Regions from separate parts of the Homo sapiens genome. Here region 1 is linked to region 2. Evidence: chromatin loops called from intact Hi-C (ENCODE). Cell type or tissue: K562. All regions are shown on one strand. Links, peaks and the distances in the headings refer to the core of each region. The heading gives the core; the rest is flanking DNA. Region 1 overlaps ADRA1B (adrenoceptor alpha 1B). Region 2 overlaps LINC01845 (long intergenic non-protein coding RNA 1845).

Region 1 (12,561 bases), core at 3,041-11,040, 520 kb before region 2:
GGAAACAGGCCCATTTAGGGGACTGGCCGGGGAACCCCAGCTGGGGTTGGGTCTAGGGATCAGGACCAAGCCAGACATTGCTCAGTGTTGGTCACAGCAGGAAGGAGCCGCAGGAGGATTCAGATTCTGCTAAGGGTCAAAAGCAGGCAAGCAGGATTCATTAGGCAAGTCCAGGGCGTCACGTTCAGCCACAGGGCCAGACTGGTGCAGCCCTGTAGGTCAGTAACCGCAAAGGCGTAAATGGGACCTAGGGGAGCCAGCACTAATTGTCCTCAAGACGTGGTGAGAGCGGCTCTTCTGGGGTGGAGACTGGAGGGCAGGGGAATGGAAAGCGAAGGACCCTAAGACCTAGGACCGGGTCAAATCCGAAGCGGAAGGAAGAGGAAACGCAAGGCTCTGCCTGCCGCTCGTCCACAAACCACTCAAAGCCGAACAGGAGAAATGACCTTTAATGTCGACTTTGTTTCCAACCCCACCAAAGTGCCATCCTTCAGTGAAGTACAAGGAGGGGCTTGAGAGGTACGAAGTCACGACACACACAACGCCCCCGGTTGCCTCCTGGGCGCACAGTCGCCGCGCCCTCACAGGGCGGCCCCACGCACACACACAAGCGGAACACACGCACACCGCACAGTCACACTCACGTGCACCCACGGTTAAATACAAGTAGAGAGGGACTCGTTTATATATACACAGAGGGAGAGAGAGAGGTAAATCCCGGCGGCGTCGGGTCCCCCAGGCTCTCAGCATGCTCGGCCCGGCTTTCCGCGTGGTACCTGGCACCCATGCCCCTGCCAGAAAAGCAGCTGCCCCTCTCCCCGGCCCTCCCCCCGGTTCCCCTTGGGGCGCGCGTCTACCCGGCGTGGACGCTCCCCTCCCCCCTCCGCCCCGCCCTCCCCTCCCCCCCACGATGTTTTCCTCCCCAGGGAAAGAAAGCTGCGCACGGGGGCCCTAAAACTGCCCGGGCGCCAGGGGCATGTTGCTTTTGAAGCCCGGCTGCCCGTTGGCCACGTCGGCCGCGGCCTCGCAGCCTCCGTTGCTGGCGCCGCCGTCGGTCCCGGGGCTCTCGGGCTCGGTCAGGAGCTTGAAGGTGAAGAGCGGGCCCGAGTCGTGGCGGCCGCGGCGGCCGGGGGGCTCAGGCGCGGGCAGGCTCAGGAGGGCGCCGGGCGCCTTCCACTCGGGGAAGGCGCACAGCTCGACTGGCGGTGGCGCGCCGCGGCCCAGGTAGCCCGGGCTCGGCGAGGCCGAGGGCAGGGTCCGCTGGCTGCCGCTCAGGCAGCTGCCGCTGTCGTCCAGCGAGTCCTTGCGCGACTGCGAGCGCTCCAGCGAGCCGCCGCGCGTCCACGGCCGGTAGGTGTAGGCGCAGCCGCCCAGGCGACGGCGGCGGCGGCGTCGGCGGCGGCCGCGGCCGCGGCACTGGCACCCGAGGATGCGCACGAAAGCGCGCTTGAACTCCTTGCTGGAGCATGGGTAGATGATGGGGTTGAGGCAGCTGTTGAAGTAGCCCAGCCAGAACACCACCTTGAACACGGCGTCGGGGGGCTTCAGGGTGGAGAACAAGGAGCCTGCAGTGGGGAGGGGGGTGGGCACGGGCAGAAAGACAGCAATTTGTGAGTAGTCAAGCTCTCGCCCCAATATGCTTCTCCTCAACATTGTCAACCTGCAGCGTTCCTGCCGCCAGGCCTTTCCCCGAGCCGGTTCCTCTGCCCGGAATACTTCCCTTTGCATTTCAAAATCAATGAATCCTACATTCATTTTTAGGGCCAGCCTCAATAACTTCGCCTTTGTCCATGAAACCTTTCTTGATCTAGTTAAACAGCATCTAAGCTCCTATAGTTTCCTCTGGCAGCACTTGCCACCTTCAATCTAAGTGATAACAATAATCGCCCACAATTGCACATCTCTTTTGGGTCAGGCACTGTGCTAGGTGCTTTCCCGATATTAGTTTATCCTTCACAAAACGTCATGAAGTAGATGCCGACTTGTTTCCGTGGAAAACAGAAGGTGTATTAAAGACCTAAATGTGAAAGGTAACGTTTTAAAGGTAAAAGAGAACAACATAAAAGACTATTTTTTTGATCTAGGGGTGAAGAAAAACAATACTTCAAAAGGACGAATCATGAGGCAAGAATCTGAGAAGATATTTACAATGACCAAAACAGTCAAGGGATTGATATTTAGAATATGTGAGGAACTCTTACAAATCAGCAAGAAAAAGTGTTCCCAGTAGAAACATGGGCAATGGAAAGTAGCAGGAAATTTACAAAATAGGAAACGCAAGGGCTAATGAACATATGAAAAGATAATCAAAATATTAGGCAATCAAATAAAAACCGCAAAGAGGCTGAGTGCAGTGGCTCATGCCTGTAATCCCAGCACTTTGGGAGACCAAGGCAGGAGGATCACTTGAGCCCAAGGGATTGAGACCAGCCGGGGCAGTACAGGGGGACCCCATCTCTACAAAAGAAAGCATTAACCAGGCGTGTTGGTGCGTGCCTGTAGTCCTAGCTACTTGGGAGGTTGAGGCAGGAGGATCCCTTGAGCCCAAGAGTTCAAGGCTGCAGTGAACTATGATCGTGGCACTGCACTCCAGCCTGGGTGTCAGAGCAAGTCCCTGTCTCTCCAAAAACAACAACGAAAACGAAAACCACAAAGGGACATACCTGATAGGCTGGCAAAAATTAGGAAGCTGCATAGTTCCAAGTTCACACAGGGGTGTGGGGTGTGGGGACACGAGGAGCTTTGTTCATGGCTGGTGGGGGCACAGGCTGTACACACATCCTGGAGATGACTCTGCTAGCACTTGGTCTAAGTATACATACACCTTGTGACCCAGCCATTTTGCTCCAGGACACAGATCTCAATGAATTTTCACACAAGTCCATAAGGGTTCATATATGAGGGGGCTCATGGCAATATTGTTTGTAGTGACAGGAGGTGGGAGACAACCTGGATGTCCCTCCCTGGGAAAAGTAGAATGGGGTAGATGCATTCTTAGATATTATGCAGCATTTAGAGGCCCAGGGTGACATGTCTGCATGACCACGTGGAAAGATCTGAAATACATGGTTCTTTGTGAAAAAAGTAGGAAATAGAATGAGATTTATGACATAATACCATTTAAGTAGCTCACCAAACAACCACATGCATTTTGGAAAAACACATTCAAATTAACAAAAACATGTTAAAGACAGAATGCCTAGGGGTGGAGGCAGAGGGAAATGGGAATGGGAATAAAAGGAAATAAATCAATATAATAAGAGAGAGGCCTGGCATAGACTCATGATGATGAGACATTATGAATAAGAAACATGATTAACTCACCCCTCTGAATGTGAGATCCCAAAACATTTTATGGCAATATTAAATTAAAAACAATTTCCATTTTAAATATAAGTCAGCTGAAACTTGGAGAGGTTAAATGACTTGCCCCAGGTCACACAGCATGCTTGTAATATATCTGGGATTTAGACTAAATTCTATTTGAATAAAAATGTGTTTTTTTTTTAAAAAAATGCAATTAATAATACTCTGTGTAAAGATGAGAAAATATAAAAATGCAAAAAGAGAAACTATTTTAAAAGCACATATAAAACTCTGCAGTGCCAAAATACCATATTTTGGTGTGTATACTTTCAGATTTTTCCTCTTGTATATACAAATTTAAATATCTTAAAAAATGGAATACTTTCTAGAACATTTTGTATCTTCTAACCATGTCTCTGTCCCTGCCACTTGGCTTGTGGCATATTTTGTATTCCTGACTTCTCAGACTGAGCTTCCCAAGGGCCTGGTCTTTGGGATCATCACTGAATCTATTTGTGAAAAGAAGAGCCAACACTCTTAGAGCATATCTGAATGGGAGGGATCTTAGCAACTGCCAAGTCCAACTAGTTTGCAGGTGGAGACACCAAGACCTAGAGAGTAGCTGGAAATCTCTGAGGTGGTTGGCACAGATGCCACAAGGATTCCCATCTTTGATTTTGGATTGCTCTTGAATTTCTTCTCTGTAGCATTTCACTTTCTTGATTATTTGAGATTTGGCCTGTTTCAAACCTCAAATAATCAAGAAGAAGAAATACAGGAGCCTGACTCCTAATTCTCTGCCCAGTAACTCAGTAGTGGCTGCTGGGGGGCAATGGCTGGGCTCCTGGTGCAGGAGTAAGTCAGCCAGGAGTTCAACTTAGAAAGAGGGTTATCCATACCTGGATGTAAGTGCCAAGTGTAAGTACTGACCTCTTTTTAGGTTGGGGGAAATGAGGCAGTGGGCTACTTTCTAGGTTTGGTCGAGGTGAGACAAGGGAGGGCACTATTTTGTGACCCGATTTGTGACAAGACTCACACCATTAGATTTGGGTCTCACCATTGGAGCTACTCTTTTGGATTAAGACTCTGTACAGAAGGCCCCAGCTGAAATGCAACTATGGTGTATGAGCACCTAGTATTCCCTGATGTGGGGAGTTGTCTCTGTTCACAGGGATGGGCTTATTTCTGTCACTGAGTCTGAAGAACATAGGAAACTGGCCTTGACAAAATGGGAAACTGGAGAATAAATTTTGGAGAGGGCCAGACATGGTGGTTCAAGTCTGTAATCCCAGCGTTTTGGGATGCCAAGGCAGGAGGATAACTTGAGACCAGGATTTTGAGACCAGCCGGGGCAACATAGTGAGATTCCTGTCTCTACAAAAAAGAAAATTTGGGGAAGAAGTAGAGTGAGGGAGGTAAAGTTTCGAAGCCTTGTGCATTACACAGGGATGAGTGTGTATACAGGCAGCACATTACTTTGCATGAGGACACACAGGGCCCAGGATGGAGGCTGGAGCCATGGCCCGAGGTGGGATCCTGTAATCCCAGCACTTTGGAAGGCGAAGGTGGGCAGATCGCTTGAGACCAGGAGTTCGAGACCATCCTGGCCAACATGGCAAAACCATGGACAGGATCTAGAGCAGGAAAGCATGTTTGTTGAGGAAAAAATTATAACTTTGTTTGGTGCCAACCCCATTGAAGGTGGTTGTGAAATAGGCGATAAATGGATTAATGGGGATGCAACCTGAGAAACTGGCTCTTTTAAAGGTTACAAAAATATCAATAATGCTAATAGCTAAGATTCATCATAGCCAGCATTTATCTTGTGTGTGTGCTCTGCAGGTCCTGTGCTAACTCTTCACACCACTAGCTTATTTAATAATTATAATCGGAAGGTACCAGTGAGGAAGGTACTATTGTTGGTCCCATTTTTTTGGATCAAGAGACCAGTATATGATAGTCATAGTTATTTAACTTGCTATATGTCCATTCATTTGTTCGTTCATTCATCCGTTCCACAAACACTAAGCTCCTGCTAAGTGCTAGGCATGAGGACAAGCTGTGGGAATGCAGAGATGAGTTTGGGGTGTGGTGTTGCACCATGGCAGCTAAGAGGCCATTCAACAGAACACATGTAGCATTAGGAAGGGGGCATAAATTTTACTTTCCCCCTATGTCTGCGCGGCATACGTTTTTTGGTTGTTCTTCACGTTCATCACACTGGAAGCACCATGTCAGGGACAATGATGGGCTAGATTTTTGCCTCTGTTTTCTTACAATGTACCCTCCAAGGACCATGGCCTTGAGAAGTGTTCAGCCAAAGGTGAGGGGGTGATGCCAACTTTTCTCATGGGCATTTACTGCCACATTTTGGGTTTGGGCTCATTACACTGTTTATTCCTCTGAGAAGAAGAAGCCAAGGGCCATTCTTTGCCCTTGGCTGATTAGGCAGTGTGGTCAAGTGGCTGGAACCCAGAACTTGGGATGACACAGACCCGTATTGAAACCTCTCTTGAGTTATTGGCTGTTCAGCTTTAGAAGAGTTAATTAGCCATCTCAGCCTCAATTTTCCCATCTGTAAAATGGGGACAATATCTATGTCATAGAGTTACTGTGAACACATGAAAATATCCATGTAAAATACTTGACACAGAGTCTGACATCTTGAAAATAATAAATAGTGACCATTTTCTAAATATACTTTATATCCTGACCCATTCTCTTCCAGGAACTCAGCTCTGATTAGCCCCACTCAACTCAGATGGACTTATTTATTCTGTACCCCATAGAATTCATACAAGCAGATCATATTTTGTTATTTTATTGTTTGCTTTTTCATGTTAAGCCATCCCAGGTCTGGCTGAATCCTAGTTCATCACCCAGATTGTAAATTCCTTCTGGAAAGGAGCTATATCTTCATTTCTTTTCTTTTCCCCTCCAGATTTGTATATTTTTTTTATTTCAAAAGTAATACATGCTGAATTTAAAAAATACGTATTACAAAAAATCTGTTAAGTCTAGAGTGAAAATACTCCACTTAAGCAGAAGGGATCAGAGTTAACAGTTTTATTTGGAATCCTTCCAGATTTAAAAAAATGGGGTCATACTGCACATACCTTTCCCCAAATTGCTCTCTTTGCTTACAGTATGTAAAAGATATTTCCTTGTCAAAGTACGTGGTGCTATTTCACTTCTCTCCCCACCCCACAAGGGCTGCATTACATCCTACTGTCTGGATAGATGGTAGTTTTATTTAATGCCTTCTCTATAGGTGATTTCCAATTTTTGGCTATTACGGACTGCAGTGATGAAAAGCCACATGCATTCACTTTTTCATGCACATTTGGGTGTTTCTGTGCAATAAATTCACATGAGGAATCACTGGGTCATTTCCACATTTAAGCCCTGACAGCCAAATTGCCTTTTGAACTGGTTGTACTAATTTACCCACCTATCAACTGTGCCTGAATCTGACATTTTCCCTACAACTCCCCACCTCTGGGCTCTTTCAGCCTTTTTAATCCTCACTTGTTTGGTAGGTGAACACTGATCTTGCCCTCTTGTTCCATTTGCATTTCATTTTATTTTGTCCTCCTTTGCACCCTGAACAAGTCCTCAGTGACTTCTGACAGGGAGTCCCCTTTTTTATTGGAATGGGACTCCCTGGAATAGAATCCTGGCTCTGGCCATGTGACCTTGGGCCAGTTTCATACTGTCCCTAAGCCTTAGTTCCTCATCAGTAAGATGGGCTAATAATAGTACTGACCTCTCTGATTGTTGTGAGGATTAAGCAAGGTAAAAACATGTAGAGTCCTTATGAGCACTCTGGATCCCAGGTGTCTGTCACTCAGTCAACTCTGCATGAATAGTAATTAACTAAATAATAATTATTGTCCCTGTAAATCCCTGATTGGGCTGGAAATCTAATTTTAGGAAACATATTTGGGGTCTATTTTACTACATGTATCATTTTGGGTGAACTGCTTTCCAGTTTTGTGCCTGTTTTCTTTCTTTAATTGAGTGGTGTGAGCTGGGTCTTTTTCAGCCTTAAAATTCAGAGTTCTGGCTGGGTATGGTGGCTCACACCTGTAATCCAGCACTTTGGGAGGCCAAGGAGGGCGGATTACCTGAGGTCAGGAGTTTGAGACCAGCCTCGCCAACATGGTAAAACCCTGTCTTTACTAAACATACACAAATTAGCCAAAATGCTCGCTTGAACCCAGGAGGTGGAAGTTGCAGTGAGCTGAGATCGCTCCATTGCTCTACAGCCTGGTCTGTGTCAAAAAAATAAATAAATAAATAAATAAATTCAGATCCCTCATGAAGTCAGAGACCAAAGCCTTGCCCATCCCTGCTGGGGCGTGCCTGCTTCCCTAGACTTTCACCACAGCGGGGCAGTGTGGGTCAGGGACTGGACCGCCAGGCTGCCACAGATGCCACAAATTTTTCGACCCCCTCCTTCCTCCTTCTTCCTCTGCCAGCACAGTAGCTGCTGGGATTAGGGGGGTCCCGTTTGCTGCACTGGCCTGCCTTGGTGGAAACCAAGAAGCTGTCGTTAAGTAACAAGATGCTAAGCCTGTTAGGCATGTAAGAGGATGTGTGGCAGGGATCGTTTCCCCTGGGCAGCCAAACAGACCTGTCACTGGAGAAGAGTGTGGTGGGTGAAGCTGCTGGGTGAGGGGAGTAAATACAACAGGAAGTGTGGGTTCCTGGAAGGCCTGGACACTCTGTGCTGGAAGTCAGGGCTGCGCTGGGCTCTTTAACAATGCCACTAACCCCCTGTGCATGTTCCCGAGCCTGGCCCTGAGCCTGCCTCCGCTTCCCTTGCTCATGGAATGTTCCTGATGCTCCTTGCCCTGCCTCTTGGAATCATGGCTCGCCAGGCCTGGGAAGCCTCCTTCCTTAATGGAGGGCCAGTGAGGGTGAGGGGAGTGACTCACTCAAGGTCACTCAACTGGTGAATGGCAGAGTGGCCACCACGACCTGTTCAAGTTGCCATTCATTTGCTTCAGCAAATATTTATTGAGGCAGTGGAGTTTAGTGGTTAAGGACCTGCTCAGACATCACAGGTAGGTAGATCTGGGTTCAAACCCTAGCCCTGGCATTCTCAGCTGGGCGACCTTGGAGAAGATCCTTAAGTTTGGTGAGGCTTGGTTTCCTGGAAAATTGGGAGGGTAATAATTATTTTCTGTACGGATGAGGTGAGCTCAGGCTTGGTAAGTACCTGGCACATTGAAAGCACTCAATAAGTATAGCTATGATGACTGCTTTGAGCGCTGCTACTGTTACAACTGCCAGCACCGCTGTTACCACCAGTACCACTGCTACCAAGATGAAGAAGGTGGTGAAGAGGATGAGGTCTATGTGCTGTGTGGGCATTGAGACTTACCCTACTGCTCTTTCCAATACCAGCTGAATTATGGTCTCCACGTGGTTCCTGAACCTGCTAAAATTGTGGGCAACATTCCTATATTTTCTTGGTTAGGGTCCATAGCTGTCGTCATGGTCTCAAGGGGATCAGTAACCCTCAAAGGGTTGAGACTCCCCCATCCCAGGTCTAAAGCTTGCTAAGCATTCATCATTCTGCCACCTGGACCACCATTTACTTAGCGCTTTTCTTTGCGTCAATTAGTTTTTGGTATCTCAATTCTTTTGAAGGAAGCTTTCTATCACTATTTTAAAACTTGCATCATTTACTATAAATAAAACATCATGGTGGAGAAAATAAGATGAAAACAAAACAATGTTTGTACCTCCTGGATAGCTCCAGACTGTGGTGTGAATGAGGCCTGCTCCCTCTTTCTCGAAAAGGGAGATTAGCAGTGGTTGAGAGGTGCTGAAGACATTTTGGCCCTAAACTGAGAGGCACTGCTCTCTGAGGAACCTAAAGGATTGAAAGAGAAGTGAACAGGGAACCACTTTGTCTCTGGAGAGCCCAGGCCCTGGCACACGTAGTAGGTGCTGAAATAGATATTTGCTCAGTGATGGACTGACTGAATATGTGACTCACGGTTTCTTGTGCTATCTCTAGATGTCATTTCAATCTTGCACACCACCCAAATCCATAGTGAATTTCTCCTGCTATGTAGGTGCAGCCCTGGGAAACCACATGTGGGAAGCATTTCTATTATTTTATTCTTTTTTTTCCGGGGTGGGGTGGTGAGGGGAGGAGGGATAAATCGAGGAACAGATGTTGCCGTGAGCCCACCCACATCACTTAGTCTTTGAGTGCCCAAGGGCGATTTAGAGGGACTGAGAAGTGCAAGGGTCAAAGGCTCACATTGAGCAGGATATACACAGGGAAAAACATTTCTTGGCTGGACATGGCCCCAGCAGGTCATCCTTAAGCTGACATTCAACAAATCTGAACAGTGAACAATGAACAGTGGAGGTCTCAACACTCCGTGAACCTGAGGGCCACTCATCAAAACCTCAGGGCATGTCTGTAGAATAGCAGCTACCATTTAACAAGCTCTGACTCTGTGCCAGGCGATGGGCTAAGTGCTTAACCACTGTTGGGCCAGTTACTCCTTCAACAGCCACTGTTCCCAAGGCAGTCCATCATGACTGTGCTCTAGAAGGCACCATTCATACTGTCCTTTACAACAATTCTTGATGACTGTGTCCAACCTGCATGGCTGGCCTGGGGGGCCATGATTCTTACACACAGGGGAACAGAAACTCAAATTTGATATAGGTAAGTTGCCCGAGGCCACAGAGCTAGTAGGTAATAGAGTTAGAATTTAAATATAGGCAGCTGTGACAGAGGCTCTTAATCACCACAATGCAGCTCACAGGAAAACAAAATATACATACTTATGTGTGTGGATATATATATATATATATATACTTTTTTTGTTTATTCACTGTCAAGTCTCAACATAATGCTCATGTATAGAAAGGTCTGGGAGGGTGTGTACTGGAATGTCAACTGTGCTTATCTTTGAGTGTGGGGAAATTATGGGTGAATTTTCCTTCTCTGTGCTTTTTGGTGTTTTCCAAAATGTTCTCCATGAACACAAATTCCTTCTGTAACTGGGGAAAATCCAATGAATGTTATCTAAAAGCTAAAAGGCCAGGTGCAATGGCTCATGGCTATAATCCTAGGACTTTGGAAGGCTGAAGCAGGAGGATCGCACGAGTCCAGGAGTTTGAGAACAACCTGGGCAACATAGACGTTGTTTCAAAAAAAAAAAAAAAAAGAAAAGAAAAGAAAAAGAAAGAAAGAAAGAAAAGAAAAAGAAATAAAAGCTAAAAACCAAACAAGCCAAAAAGTAAAAAAAAAAAAAAAAAAAAAAAATAGCCAGGTGTGGTGGCCCCCACACCTGTGGACCAGCTACTCGGGAGGCTGAGGTGGGAGGATTGCTTGAGCTCAGGAGGTTGAGGCTGAAGTGAGCTATGATCGCATCACTGCATTCCAGGCTGGGCAATAGAGCGAGACCTTGTCTCAAAAAAAAAAAAAAAAAAAGCTGAAAAACAAGCCAAAAGATGCTGTGCGTATTGGGTCCTTGTTATGTGCCGCCAACTTTTTTAGCTCCTGTTTCATTTAATCCTGACAACAGCTCCCTGAGCAGGGTGGGATTATCCCTATTTTACAGATGAAGAAATGGGTAGACGGCAGCACCAGTGCGAGGTCCCTCACAGGTGAGAGACAGGTTTAAAATGAAATGAGATGATTTGAGAGATTTGAAATGAAAATGAAACCTGATGATTTGAGAGGTTTGAAATGAAATCAGACGGATGGCAGCACCACTCAGACAGATGGCAGCACCAGTCTGAGGTCCCTGAGAAAGACAGTTTTTAAATGAAATCTTTTGTTATTAAGCCCCCAGCAGCCCCCTCGTTAGTTCCTGATGTGCCTGTGGTCCCCTGTCCCTATCTCCTTACTGTGGGGCATAAATGGAGGAATCTTTTTATTCTTTACATATTCTTTTTTCTTTGAGACAGGGTCTCACTCTGTTGCCCAGGCTGGAGCACAGTGGTGCAATCTCGGCTCACTGCAACTTCTACCTCCCAGGTTCAAGTGATTCTCCTGCTTCAGCTTCCCGAGTAGCTGGGACTATAGTGCATGTCATCACGCATGGCTAATTTTTGTATTTTTTGATAGAGACAGGATTTCATCATGTTGACCAGACTGGTCTTGAACTCCTAACCTCGCCTCGGCCTCCCAAAGCGCTGACTTTACATATTCTTAAATCCATTGGCCTTCACTCAATATTGGCTGAAGAAATGAGGCAATGAGCAGGCTCAGAGACTGCAGTGTGGCGTGGGGACCTAAAGCATCATTTATCTGGTCTACAAAATGCCAGCCATGGGCTGGGTGGTTTCTAACATCCCTCTGGGCCCTGACATTCTGGGACTCTGGGATTATAAATTTGATTTGATTTATTTCACAGTCAGTGTCAAACAAGCCAATGACCTCAGGGGAGTCAGTGGGTGGAGAAACTGTTTTGATCCTCTTGTAAATGGAGTGGAACTCCTTTGCAGTGTGGCTCTTATTAGGGGCATTTGGCTACACCGTCAGGCAAACCACATCTCCTCAGCTGAAACAATTTGGTCCAGTAAAAACTGGAAAAATTTACAATAATATGCTGCTTCTGTCAGCACCAGCTTTGTAAAAGAAGGTTTCCTTGGATTTGGAAATTCCCTTCAAGGTTTTTCCATTTTTATTTGCCACTTAACCCTGGAATGAGATCATAAACTTGTCCAGTGAATACAATATCTTTGGGCCAATAGAGCCATGTTAAGTTTTAAAACAAATGCTGAAAACAATAATAACCACAGCCACCTTTTGCAACAACTCCATTCCAAAACCAGTTATTAAGGTACCACATTTACAAACATTCTCTATTGTAATTCTCCAACAGCCCTGCTACTATGTATTTCATTTTGCAGAGGAGGAAATTAAGGCTTAAGAGGTTAACAAGGTCACATGCCTAGTATGTGGTGGACTCTAATTAAAATCCAATTTTGAAGTGTGGGTTTTTACTCGTTTAATAATAAGGAAAAGGAGCATTTATTCATTTCCTTAAACACTAGGGAATTTCTCCCTTAACTGGGAATGCTGAATTGTCAAAGCACTTTTTCTGAAACTAAAATGTGGCATTTGTCCCTTTGAACCTTGGATTACAATTGCTTAGGTCTATATTCTCATCTCCTCTGATTAGACTGTGAATGACTAGAAAAGAGGGTTCATGTCTGACTCTTCTCTCTGTGCCCAAGGCCTACCTAGCACAGTGCCTGACACGTGAAAGG
Region 2 (12,561 bases), core at 2,634-10,633:
GGGAGTACCTGGGATATTGCCGTCTGGCCTCCTTTTCAGGGATTGGTGGGAATGTTCTGGACCTGAGCTTACCAGTAAAGAGTCTAGGGTTAGACTGCCTGAATTGAAACCCCAACCCAGCTACTTACTAGCTTTTTCCTACATGCCAAGAATGAGATATTTATTCCTCATCACTACCTTCTGAAGAAATACCATCTTCATCCCTATCATACAGATGAGAAAACTGAGGCACAGAGAGGTTCAGTAGCTTGCCAAAGGTCACACTGCAAGCAAATTGAAGAAATATCCTTTGAATGCAAGGAGAGTGTACTTTCTTTGTTCTTCCCCTAAGCAGCTATACAACCTTGAATCTTGTCACTTCTCACTATACTTCAGTTAGCCCTAGGGCTACGTGACCAAGTACCCCAAAACATAGAGGCTTCAAGCAAAAATTCTTATTTGTTCACAGATCTGCAATCTGGGCAAGACTTGGTGGGGACAGCTCATCTCTGCTCTACTGGGATCAGCTGGGGTGGCTCAAAGGTGGGGTTGGAAGCCTCACTCACTCTCCATTTGGTACCAAACATCTGGAGGCTAGAACAGCAGAGGATCCTTGGACATCACTCTCTGTGGTGTCTCTCCACATGCTCTCTCCAGCACAGCACCTGCAGGGTAACCAAACATTTCACAAGTTGGCTTGTGGCTCCCTGGCATACATCCTGAGACAGACTGAGAGAGCCAGGTAGACGCTTTCATGTCCTAGCCTCAGAAGTCACATCGTGTGACTTCTATCACATCCTTAGTACAATCGGAATAACCACAGTGCTTCCCTGTAAGGACGAATTGAGACAATGCAGGTAAAATGCTTAGCACATTGTCTGGAAGCTGATGAAGATTCTATAAATGTCAGCTGTTGTTATTTTAAAAGTGGCTCAAAAAAGACATCTTAAAAAGACAAATCTGCTACTACTACCAAAAACATGCGTCACGCACCCTTAAGCCCAGCAAATACCTTTTGTCCACTGGTGTCTTTCCTTGCCCCATGTAGTCAGACACTGAAGCTCGCTGCTCTGGGAAGTCACACCTCACCCTCTCGTCCCATCCCTCTGATAAACAAGGCCGGTACTTGGAACTGCCTGGGTTGTGCTTCCCAGGAGGGGTACCTTCGCTGACTCAGCTGGGAAGGCATCCAGTGACTCATCAACTATCAAAAATTGATTAAACATCCTCAGGTCTTGGGAAGGGAGAAAATGCCCAGGAGACCCAAGATCCTCTCTTACCCCAGGACCCCAGTGGTTCCTCAGAGAGGAAAACCTGGGCTTGAAGATTAACTGGGCCTTCATATGAGCGGAGGTGTTAGTCATTCTGGGCACATACACGTCTCCAGCATTAGTAAGAAGAGTTGCCAGCTCCCTTCTGAATATTCAAACTCATGGCTAGCCCCCCTCCCGCATCCATTCCCATGGCTTCAACTACCATCCAAGCTAATGAGTCCTAAATCCATATCTCCAACCCAGAATTATTTCAGGAGCTTGAGACCTGCCCCACTCAGATGTCCCAAAGGGCCCTGAAACTCAGCATGCCCCCCTAATGTTGGACTCACCTCCTTTCCCTCACCCAGACCACGACTCTCAGTGAAGATTTCCATGGTGCACCCAGTGGCCCAAACCAGAAATCCAGCTTACCTTGACACTCCCCTGCTCTGCCCCTCAGGAGTGACCCATCACAGGTTCTGCAGTTTCTACCTCCTAATCTCCCTCTGCCAAGAATTTTCTTAGACAACATCCTCATAGCTTCTGAACCCAACTCTATCCTTCTCCAATTTTCCCCTCGCTGCTGTAAGATCTCTGCCAAATGTAAACATGAGCATCGCCGCTCTGTGTAAGACTCTTCAGTGACTCCCCCTTGCCTTCCAGATAAAGTCCATGTTTCTTAACATGGTTCCAAGGCCTTGCTTGATCCAGTGACTATGCATCCATTACAGGCTGAATTGTGTCCCATAAAATTCATACATTGAAGCCCCAGCCTCCAGTAATTCAGAACATGACTGTATTTGTAGATAGAGTCTTTAACGAGGTAATTAAGTTAAAATGAGGTCATGTGTGGGGGCCCTTAATTCAATATGCCTGACGTCTTTATACAAAAAGGAGATAAGGACACAGACACGAACAGAGGGAAGCCCATGTGAAGGCAAAGAGGAAAATGGCCATTACCACCCAAGGAGAGAGGCCTCAGGAGAAACCAACCCAGCTAACACCTGGATCTCAAACTTCCTGCCTCCAGAATGATGAGAACATACATTTCTGTTGTTTTAACCACCCAGTCGGTGATACTTTGCTCTGGCAGCCCTAGCATCTCTCTCCTTCACCTCCCTAAACCGCCCTCCCCAGGTTATGACACTCTAGCTGTGTGCTCAATGCCCTCTCCACTCCAGGCTGGCCCCACTCTCACCTGGGCATCTACATTGCTCCCACCACTCTTCATCCAGCTAACTCCTTCCTCCATGAAGCCATCCCTGACCTTTAAGTATCTCCTAAGATACCCGCTTCCTTCCCCTCTCAGAGCCCCATGTTACGACTACCCATTTACTCTGTGTCAATACCACACTGTGTGCTACATTAGAACAGGGGCCATATGTATCTTGCTCACATCTGTGCCTAGAACAGTGTCTGGTACCTACAAGTGCTCAATAAATTCTTTTGGATGACTGGCAATTAATGAAAATAAATCAAATAATTCAAAGCTGATCATATTTACTATTTTTTTAAAAAATGAAGTTCATAAATATCTTAATAGAGATTCCCAGTGAAGTCCCCTTTTGAGGGCTTAAGTTTACAAAGCAAAGCCACTCTGTCATAAATTTGTGTTTCTTTGGCCACCAGAGACTTCGAAAGGAGGCCCTAATAGAAGGCAGCTGATTCAAATTTAGTTCGGGCACCAAGACCACGCTTTAACGTGTAACAACATGGTGAGCTGAAGTCACACTCTGGGTCCTTATCTTTGTTTCAGGAAAACTGAGCCCCAGATCTCCTGGCCATCTCACTGGGAGTCGGGAAAAGGCCCGACTGCTTCCATAACAGACAGCAAGAAGCCCTGCACCTCTACAGGCAACCCGTGGCACAGGGACACATATTCATTTTGGTCTGTTTAAGAAATTGATGCATAACGATTGTGCATATTTATGGGGTACATACAGTGTGATGTTTTGGTACATGTATGCATTGTGTAATAATCAGCTCAGGGTAATTAGTGTACCCATCTCTGCCAGCATCTACCACTTCTTTGTAGTGGGAACATTCAAAATTCTCACTTCTAGCTATTTTGACATATAAAACACCTTACTGTTGACGTAGTCACCCTACTGTGTGATAGGACACCAGAACATTCTGGTCTTCACCGACACCTTCTCCTGGAAGTGCTACTGCCATCCCCACCTTATGAGAATGGGCCCGGGCTTCTGGGTGCAAACCACCTCCCTTACCCCATCAGCTGAGAGTTCACTGATGCTGTGAGGAGCCAAGAGAAACTTCACTCTCATGTCATTTTGGCTCCAAGCATTCCCCGCTGAGGTATTGGAGCTTTGCCTGCAGTTTACCCCTGAGGAGTGAATCTGGATTCTCTAAATTAAGACCCATTTGTTTACGAGATAAAGAACCAAATTCTAGCTCCTTTTGGAGTGAGGATGATGATCCATTCCAAACAAATCCCACCCACCAGACCTCCCAGCCCCTTCCCTGGTTTGTTTCCATCCATGTCACTTTCCCCCATCACCTAACTTAGGTATTTGATTTATGTGCTCATCAGCTGTTCCCCTTCCCCAATGCCTGTCATCACCAGTATAGTGAGGGGGCTCTGTGAGGGTAAGGATTCACTCTGTTCTGTACCCCGCTATTTCTCTGATGCCTAGCACATTCCTTGGTACATAATAGGCTCCCCACCTGTGTCTGTTGAGTGAATAATATGTATAAATGAATGAATGAATAAATGCACATACTCCCTTCTTTCCTCCACAAACACATGGAGATGAGTCTCCACTCTCATCACTACCTTGGTGATTCCCCTTAATTCCATGGCAGGGGATCCCCTCTGGTGCCCTTTATACCTTACTTTTCTCCAAACAGGATTTCTGTGTGTATGCCAACATCAGCATCTGGTCCATCTGTGGATATTGCCTGGGGCCCTATAAATGTCCCTCTAGGACCAAGGCAGTTTCTGGCCATAGAATGAAACCAGCCATGACTCCATTGATTCCAAAACCCACATAAACAGAACTACCAGGGGCCTGGGGTCCCTGCCCCCTGCAGGCAGAAGTTCTCAGGTTAACAAGAGCCTGAGGCCAGGACCTTGGCTGTGGTGGTGTTGGAGACACCCAGGGTCCACCAGCAACTGCTGCCTGGGGACAGACTGGAGGAGAGGTGGTGGCCTGGAGACTCTGAGGGCAGGTGGACGTGGCGCAGCATGAAGGGTCAGGATCTGGACTCCTGTGTTGATTCCACCAGCCCTGGTAAACCATTCAGAGCTCCTGAGCCTCACCTATAACCAGCTGCCTTGTGGGGCCATTAGGAGAAACAGGATGGGCTTCACAAGAGCCCATCTCTTCATCTGTCCCCTGCTCTTTTCCCCAAGAGAGGGGAATAGCACAGCAGTGAGCAGCCCAGGCTGGGAATGAATCCTCCATCTACCACTTGCTCACTACATGACCTCCCACAGGTTTCTAAACCAACCTTCTGCCTCAGTATTGTTTAAGGGTCTGGCACATGGTTAATGAACAGTTTTTATGAAATGTAAAAGAATGCAAGAGAGTAATCTGATCCCAAGGCGGGAGTGAGAAGAAAGCTGGGTGTGGCGCAAAGGTAGATTCTTACTGTTGGTGTCTTAGAACTTGAACATTGTCCTGTCCCCACTATTCTCCCCGCTACATTTCCAGGTCAGGGGCATATTGATGTGCAAACCTCTGGCATGGCTGGGCTGCTGGCCCTGGGATCCTCCGAGAAGCCGCAGGTACTAAAGCCTTTCTCTTAGTTGTGACTGAATTGAGATCCATATGTGCTCTCTACCCTGTGGAAGTGGAGTCAGAGAGATGGCAGTTTAAATTCCAGCCCTGCCACTTAGCTGTGTGACCTTGGCCAAATCAGTTACCCTCTCTGTGCCTCATTTTCCTAATGTGTAAAATGCAAATAATGATAGGTAGCACCCGCTCATATGGTGGCACATTACTGGATACATCCACATCCCCAAAACAAATGCCATGCTCTCCAGTCTCCTTGTCTTTGCATTTGGTCTTTCCTCTAATACTCTCTTCCCTCCTCATCTCTGTCTGCCAGAACCCAGACTAATCCTCAGGGCCCTGCTCAAATGACCCCACTTCTGGGAAGTGTCTCCAGGTGTTTCTATCGTGTGTGGCCTCCTCTTCCTTCTGGTATCCTGGACATACAACCTTTCTATGGAAGTCACCCTGGCATGGGGTGAATGATACACATATGTTATTCCTAGCCCCCTTCTTGACCATAAGGGTTGGAATCAGACCTGGGATTGACTCCAGCTTTGCCACTTAATAGCTGTGTGACCTTGGCTAGGTTACTTAAGTTCTCTGATCCTCAGTTTCCCCATCTGTAAAAAAGATGTAACAAAACACCTACCTCATAAGGTTTGTGGCAAGGATTAAGGGAGGTAATGCCTACAAAACCTTCAGCACAATGCTTAGCACATCGTATGTCCTTAATAGGAGTAATGATTATTAGCACTGAGTAGGTGCTGAGTCTGAAAGGCTTTCACTTGAAATTCATTCCTTAGGGGCCCCCTCCAATTCAGATAGCTTCCAAAATGCACATCTTGGGGTTAGTGATGGCCCCAGGGAGGGGCAACTGGTGAATTCTCAGTAAAGACTTAGCTGCTCTTTTGACATCAGAACTTTTGGTGCTTAATGGAACAGCAGAGAAGAGAAGACAAAGAAACAGAAGCTTGAAAGGAGTTCCAAGGAGACCCACATGTTCTGTGTTTAAACCTCAGGACAAACTTGCAATGTCACCATTGATGACCCTGAGATTCAGAAGAATTAAGTGACTTACTCAAGGCCTTACAACCAGTGGAGACATACCCAGATCACTTTTACTCTAGGGCTCATGGAGAGAAGAGGCGGTAGGTGGAGGAAGGGGAGAGAATGCTCATCCAGCAAGAGCACACACTCTCATTATACAGCAGGCAAAGCAATCTGTGGAAATGTATGGTCTTATTTATGGAAAATTAATTCAGCATACAACTTCATCATAATACCATTTCTCGAAACATTAACTCCCATCAATGTTGTAAAAGTCTGAGAAGCTACAAAATGTCTTTTTCTAAAACCTCCTATTATCTATAAACATCCACTTTTCAGGCCAACCAAGATTTCCCTCCTCTCCCGTTTGCCCTGTTGGTTTTAAGTCTAGAAAGGTCTGGAGTGGCTGTACGTGTTAATGGGGCTTGAGAAAGGTTCTCATCAGCCTGAAAGCCCAGGGGAAAGCAAAGCTCACTTTAACTGCTCTGTAAATTAGAGTCTCCCTTTTTGGTTTAAATCCACAGACACAGATGTCTTACCTTCACCAGTCCTAGAAACGGTGGTGAAGAATTCTTCTTTCTCTTGGCCGATATTGCCCTCTAGTGATCCAACTCTACTTGAAAAATAGAAAGAATCCATGAAATAGACAAATGACTCCTTCACACTCACTGGTTCACTCACTCACCTAGCCAGCCTTCCCGCCACTCACTTTCTCATCATTGGTTACAGGCCTATTAGGCACCAATCAACATGGATTCTGGGATGCCCTAGGTGTTGAATGATTCACCTGCAAAACCTAAGAGTCTGGAGAAAATGGCCCACATCTGCAATCCCAGCTCTGCCTCTTAAAGCCCCAAAGACCCTGGGAGTGGGAGTTAGTCCCCCAGGCTGGACCTGTTTCCTCACCATGGAGTAGAAATACCAACTTCTCCATCTTCAAAATATACAATATAACATGCATATCCTCTTAATCTTATCTTTTTTATTATTTGTAGAGATGGGGGTGGGGTCTTACTAGGTTATGTTGCCTGGGCTGGTCTCAAACTCCTGAGCTCAAGTGATCCTCCCACCTTGGTCTCCCAAAGTGCTGGGATTACAGGCATGAACCACTGCACCTAACCTTATCTTTATTTTATTTTCACAACCAACTCCTGGAGCACACTTAGATTTTTATCACAAAGAAAAAGCAGAGAAGCGCCAGGCACAGTGGCTCACGCCTGTAATCCCAGCACTTTAGGAGGCCGAGGCAGGCACATCATGAGGTCAGGAGTTGGAGACCAGCCTGATCAACATGGTGAAACACCATTGCTACTAAAAATACAAAAATTAGCCGGGTGTGGTGGCGCGCACCTGTAATCCCAGCTACTCAGGAGGCTGAGGTAGGAGAATCGCTTGAACCCGGGAGGCAGAGGTTGCAGTGAGCTGAGATCGCACCACGGCACTCCAGCCTGGGTGACAGAGCGAGGCTCCATCTTAAAAAAACAAAAACAAAAAGAAAAAGCAGAGAAGCTACTAGGTAAGCTCAGAAGCCTTAGGTTCAAATCCTGGTTCTGCCAGTTACCTACTTTGTTACCGTGGGCAAACTACTTAACCTCTCTCTGTCTCTTTTTTCCTGTCTGTAAAATGAATAGGATTGAGAACAGTTTAGGTTTGCAAACTTTGGTATAAGCAAAATTCCCTGGCAAGCTTATTAACAGGACAGACCCTCCTTCTCAAATTTAACAATCTGGAAAATCTGAAAATGGCCCTGGACCTTCTGAGCAGTTAACAAGCTGCCTAACAATACACAACAGCCACTGAGAGCAAGTGCGGTTGAGCCAGCGCACCGGTCCTCAAACTTGGCTGCACATTGAAATCAGCTGGGGAGCTTGAAAATGCTGACGGCCCCTCACACACCCCCACTAGATTCTGACATAACTAGTCCAAAGTAAAGCCTGGCATTGGGATTTTTAAGAATTGCTGGAGCAATTCCCCTGTGAAGCCAGGGCTGAAACCCCACTTCCTTAGCCCAATGCCAAAAAAACTTAATAAATGTTGAAAGAAGTCCTACCAATACATCCACATCATGACTCAAACACTATGCTTTTATTCAACACTAACAACAAAATAGTAAGCCTCTATCAGGTGCCAGGCACTGAAGATAGAGCCATCATCAAGCCAAAACAAAAAGACAGAAATCTCTGTGCTCAGGGAGATGGCAATAATGCTGCAGGCCAATTTGTCATTTTGCACTGGGCCCCCAAAATTATGTAGCCATCCCAGTGAGTTGGGGCTGCATATCACAGATGGCCTTACAGCTCACAGTGAGAACTCTTTTTCTCTTTGAGATGGGAAGCATTACAACTCCCACAGTTTTCTGTCTTGGAAAAGAAGAGATTTAGAGATGCCACTGCAGCTTTCAGGAAAGTTACTGTCTGATGATAAGATTTCAGGCAGGGAGACCTGGGTGAGAGAAGACATATGTGAGGCAGCGGGACCGGCCCTGACTGACCACATCCCTTATGTCTGTCAAGTGCCCTCTGAGTAAGGCTGAGCGGGAGATGAACAACCATGGCCAGAAGCTGGTGGCTCCTGCTTCCTCCCCTCCCCCAGCTGCTGTCCTGCAGCATGCAGCCTCCTCCCATCCCAGACTCAGCGGCCAGCTGCTTCCAGCTGTAGAGGCAAAAATACTTACTCGTAATCAGGATTTTGGCTTTGCACCTGCTACCTTTGCTGGGGCTGAGGCTAATTCTAAGGCCAGGGATGTAGAGGGTGGAAGGGAAGCCCTTTTGGATTACTGTAGCTACTCAGTCAACCCCCAGCTGCTCATTAGCACCTATGAATGAAGCCCGGGAAACCTGGTGAAATCTTGTTAAGCCGCTGAGAGCGCAGGAGGAGGAAGGATACAGAGACCTCTCCTGGTCGTCCAACCGAAAATCAATGCTTCCATCACTCTCTCTCCCCTTGACCCTGCATTATCTTTATTCATAGCACCTACGGCGAGCTGACATTTTACTCTATGTTTGTTCACTTCTAGTGGTTTTCTTAAAGATGGAAGATGGGTTAGGTGAGCTTACAGGACCCTTTCCCACAGAGTCAAATGGTCTTCTCCATCCCCACCCCGGAACGGGGAGGGCAGGGACCTGTCTGGAGCCCCGAAGTGGGGCATCAAATGAGATCACAAAAGAGCAGCCCAGGCACAGTCATCAGACCTGTCCTGTTTGGCCTGCAGAGGTGTTGTTGTTGTTGTTTGCTTGGTTGCTTTTTGTTTTTCTGCAAATGGCATGATTCCACATTTAAAACTAAGGACGCGCAACCTCTCTGGAAAAGCTAGATAGAGACGGTGGGTGCCGCATCCTCACACAGCGCAAGCTGCTTGTTGCTGACGTGCTGCTGCCCTTTAACTGGGCTGGGCTCTTCGAGACCCCATCGCCTCTGGGCTGCCCAATTTTTTCCATTTTCTGCCCAGCCCTGAAGGCCTGGATTCCACACCCCTCCCCTCCCTGTCCTGCTGGCTTTGCTCCTTCTCCCAGGCCTGGGGGCTTCTGTGTCCCCTCCTAGTGGTGGAGCTCAGGTTGCGCTGGGCAGCATAATTTGCCTGGTGGACCAAGCACCACCAGCTTCACCCTCCTCACCAGTAGCTGCCAGCCTCCCCGACCTCAGAGCCACAGCTCTGATCAGCCAAGGTCACCTGGGAGTCACTCGGCATCTCTCTTATGCCACCACATGGTGAGCCAAGGAGTTGATTCCTTTCTCTCCTTCCCTGTGCAGTTTCTAAGAATTTGGCCATGAGAGGGATTTTATTCAGGTCACCAACAGCCCCACCTTTTACTCAGCCTGATAGACATAAACCCCCAGCCATTATTGTCTCTGGTCCCCTCCACCCTTCATTTCCCAACCCCCCCCCCCTTAAATATTTCTCAACCAATCTTATTTCTTTTCATTTTTCTCTGTGGCCTCAATCCTCCAGCCCTGCAAATCTACTCAACTATCTCTGGCACGCAGCCTGTTCCTTCTTATTATTAATAAGACTGAGAATAATGGATAATAAATAAGAGCTTGCTATCAAAGGGCTCTCACGCCATCGACCCAGAGCCTCACAAGAACCATACACTGCAAATGCTGACATGCAGAGTGTAAGTGACTTGTCTATGATCAGCAGCTAGTTAGTGGCCGAGCCAAGTCAGGAATCTATTTTAAGTGGTCTTACTTGTGGCTTATCAGGAAATTATCATTTTTAAAAATAAGCCAGTGAAAAAGACAGCTGGGATTTTAAAGTATGCTTTTATTACATTTCAAGGGCAAGATTTATTCCACTCCTTAGTATTGTAATTAAAGTAAATGAAATAGGATTTGGTATTATATTTGCCTTTCCAACAACCTTTTGGAGACACCTGCTTTGCTCTACAAAGGGAAAGCCATCTGCTCATGTATTCATTGCATTAAATACCCACTCACTCACTCAGTCCACAATTATGTGTTGCCCTCCTACTGTGTACCAGGCCCTGGGCTCAATACAAGGCACACACTGGTGAGCAAAACAGGTCTGCTCCTGCCCCCATGTGCTTAGAGTCTAGTGATAAAGTCAGGTGTTAAACTAAGATGTGCACCAAGAATGTATGACCAGAAATATGTTAAGTGCCAGGAAGGAGAGGAACAGGGGCTCTGGTAGCCTCTAAGAAAGGAATCGACCTGGTCCAGAAGTTCAGGAAGGGCTTCCTGGGGAAGTAACCACTGCCCCAGGAGACAAGAAGAAATGAACACAGGGAAGAGGACAGGGAAGGAAGTGTGTAGGGGAGGCAACAGAATGTGCAGCGCCCCATAGCGCATGGACCAAGCACAGTGCCGTCGTTGGGGAACTGAGAGTCGCCGGGGGAGTATGGTGTGTGACCAGGCAGCACAGGTAGGTGGAACCAGACTACCCAGTCTTGTGAGCCCAGGTAGGGATCTAGGTCTCTTCCTAGGGAGCAATATAAAACTGCTCAGAATAGGGATTGACCTGATTGGATTAAATCTACTTAGGTGCTGGACATTTGGGGTGGCACAGGGAAAAGAATGTCTCAACCCTCAAAGAATTTTCCGTCAGATTCCCTGGCATTAATAAAGCTCTGCTCAAAATTAGGTCATTGGTTTTTCTCAGAAATATAGGTATCACTCTTGTGCTAACAATGGTTTTAAAAATATATAAAAATTAAAATAATAAGCCAGGCACAGTAACTCATGCCTGTAATCTCAGCACTTTGGTAGGCCAAGGCGGGAGGATCACTTGAGGTCAGGAGATCAAGACCAGCCTGGGCAACATAGTGAGACCCCCATCTCTACTAAAAATAAAAAATTCTCCAGGCATGGTGGTGCATGCCTGTAGTTCCAGCTACTCAGGTGGCTGAGGCAGGAGGATCACTTGAGCCCAGGAGGTCGAGGCTGCAGTGAACTATGATCATATCACTGCACTCCGGCCTGGGTGATAGAGTGAGATCCTGTCTTTATTTTTAAAATAAAAAGAATAAAAATATCTAATACCTCCTAAGTATTTGCTGCTTTATGTTTTTACTTATTATTTCATTCAATCCTTGCCTCAAGTTGTAAGCATTATCACTCCCATTGCATAGATGAGGAAAATGAAGTTCAAGAAGGGATAGTAACTGCCCAAGGTCACACAGCTACTGGCAGATCTGAGGTTCAAACCTGGGACTGTCTGAATGTCAGCTCTGCCATCTCTAGGCGCCATAATCTTGGGAATTCTTGCCCAGAAATTCAAGGACAGCCAACATGACAGGTCTAAACCATTCATTCCTCCTGAAATGTCAAAGTCAACAATGGGCTATACTTTGCCAAAGCCACTGGCCAACTGTCTCCTTGTCTTACTTGACCTTCTGTGCCAGTGAGCAGATGATCACCCCTCCTTCTTAAAACATGGTTCCTCTTTGATCAGTACCTGGTTGTCCTCCTACCTGCTGCTATTCCTTCTCAGTCTCCTCTGCCCACTACCCCTCCTCAACTTGACCTTTAATTGTTAGGCTCTACAAAGTTCTGCCCTTGGCTATTTTTCTATTTATAATCCTCCATTTGATGATCTCATCCACCCACCCCAAGACTTTAAATTGGATCCATAAACTGGTGACAAATCCACACCTCCTTCCCCCACCTCTCCCCTGGTCATGTCTCCACATGGTTGTCTAATTGACCCACCAAGTTAACTCTGGACACCCACCGCCAAACTCTCTCCTGCCCTTAACAACTCCATCTCACTAAACGGCACCTCCTTGTACTTTGTTGCTGAGGCCAAAAGTCTAGGTCTTATCCTTGATTCATCTCTTTCCCATATGGCTCACCTCCACTCCATTGACAAGCCCTGTTGTTTTGCCTTTCTTTCAACTATATTCTGAATTCACCCACTTCTTACTACTTCCATAGTACCATCTTAGTCCAAGCAACTGTTTTGTCTTACCTGGACTACTTCAGTTGCCTCCTAACTGGTCTCTCTGCATCCGTCTTTGCTCTCCTACATTCTATTTTTCACACAGTAGTCAGAGATACAGGTGTTCAATTTGTACACTTAAAGAGTC

Evidence for each region. Peaks named below come from ENCODE experiments on the same cell type or tissue, not always from the same donor. Only the 100,000 strongest peaks of a DNase experiment are listed, where the experiment ranks them.
Region 1: a loop joins it to region 2, with 14 times the contacts of the local background. A loop is called at or near these places in 29 of 110 quality-filtered maps.

What each region holds. Positions count from the first base shown.
Region 1 is chr5:159,960,883-159,973,443 of GRCh38, reverse strand. It overlaps ADRA1B (adrenoceptor alpha 1B), which reads right to left. Exons shown (of 2, transcript NM_000679.4): 2 at 432-1,565. The coding sequence ends at 952. Among named protein-coding and RNA genes, the nearest start is that of TTC1, 42 kb to the left of the region's middle. In K562, for the core only: a CTCF peak has its summit at 7,690; a DNase peak (open chromatin) is centred at 7,703; H3K27me3 peaks cover 1,460 bases.
Region 2 is chr5:159,438,718-159,451,278 of GRCh38, reverse strand. It overlaps LINC01845 (long intergenic non-protein coding RNA 1845), which reads left to right. Exons shown (of 7, transcript NR_027110.2): 7 at 1,823-2,723. Among named protein-coding and RNA genes, the nearest start is that of LINC01845, 21 kb to the left of the region's middle. RefSeq lists a silencer at 10,926-10,975. In K562, for the core only: CTCF peaks have their summits at 6,597 (motif pointing left) and 9,715; no DNase peak of the experiment used is centred there; H3K27me3 peaks cover 701 bases.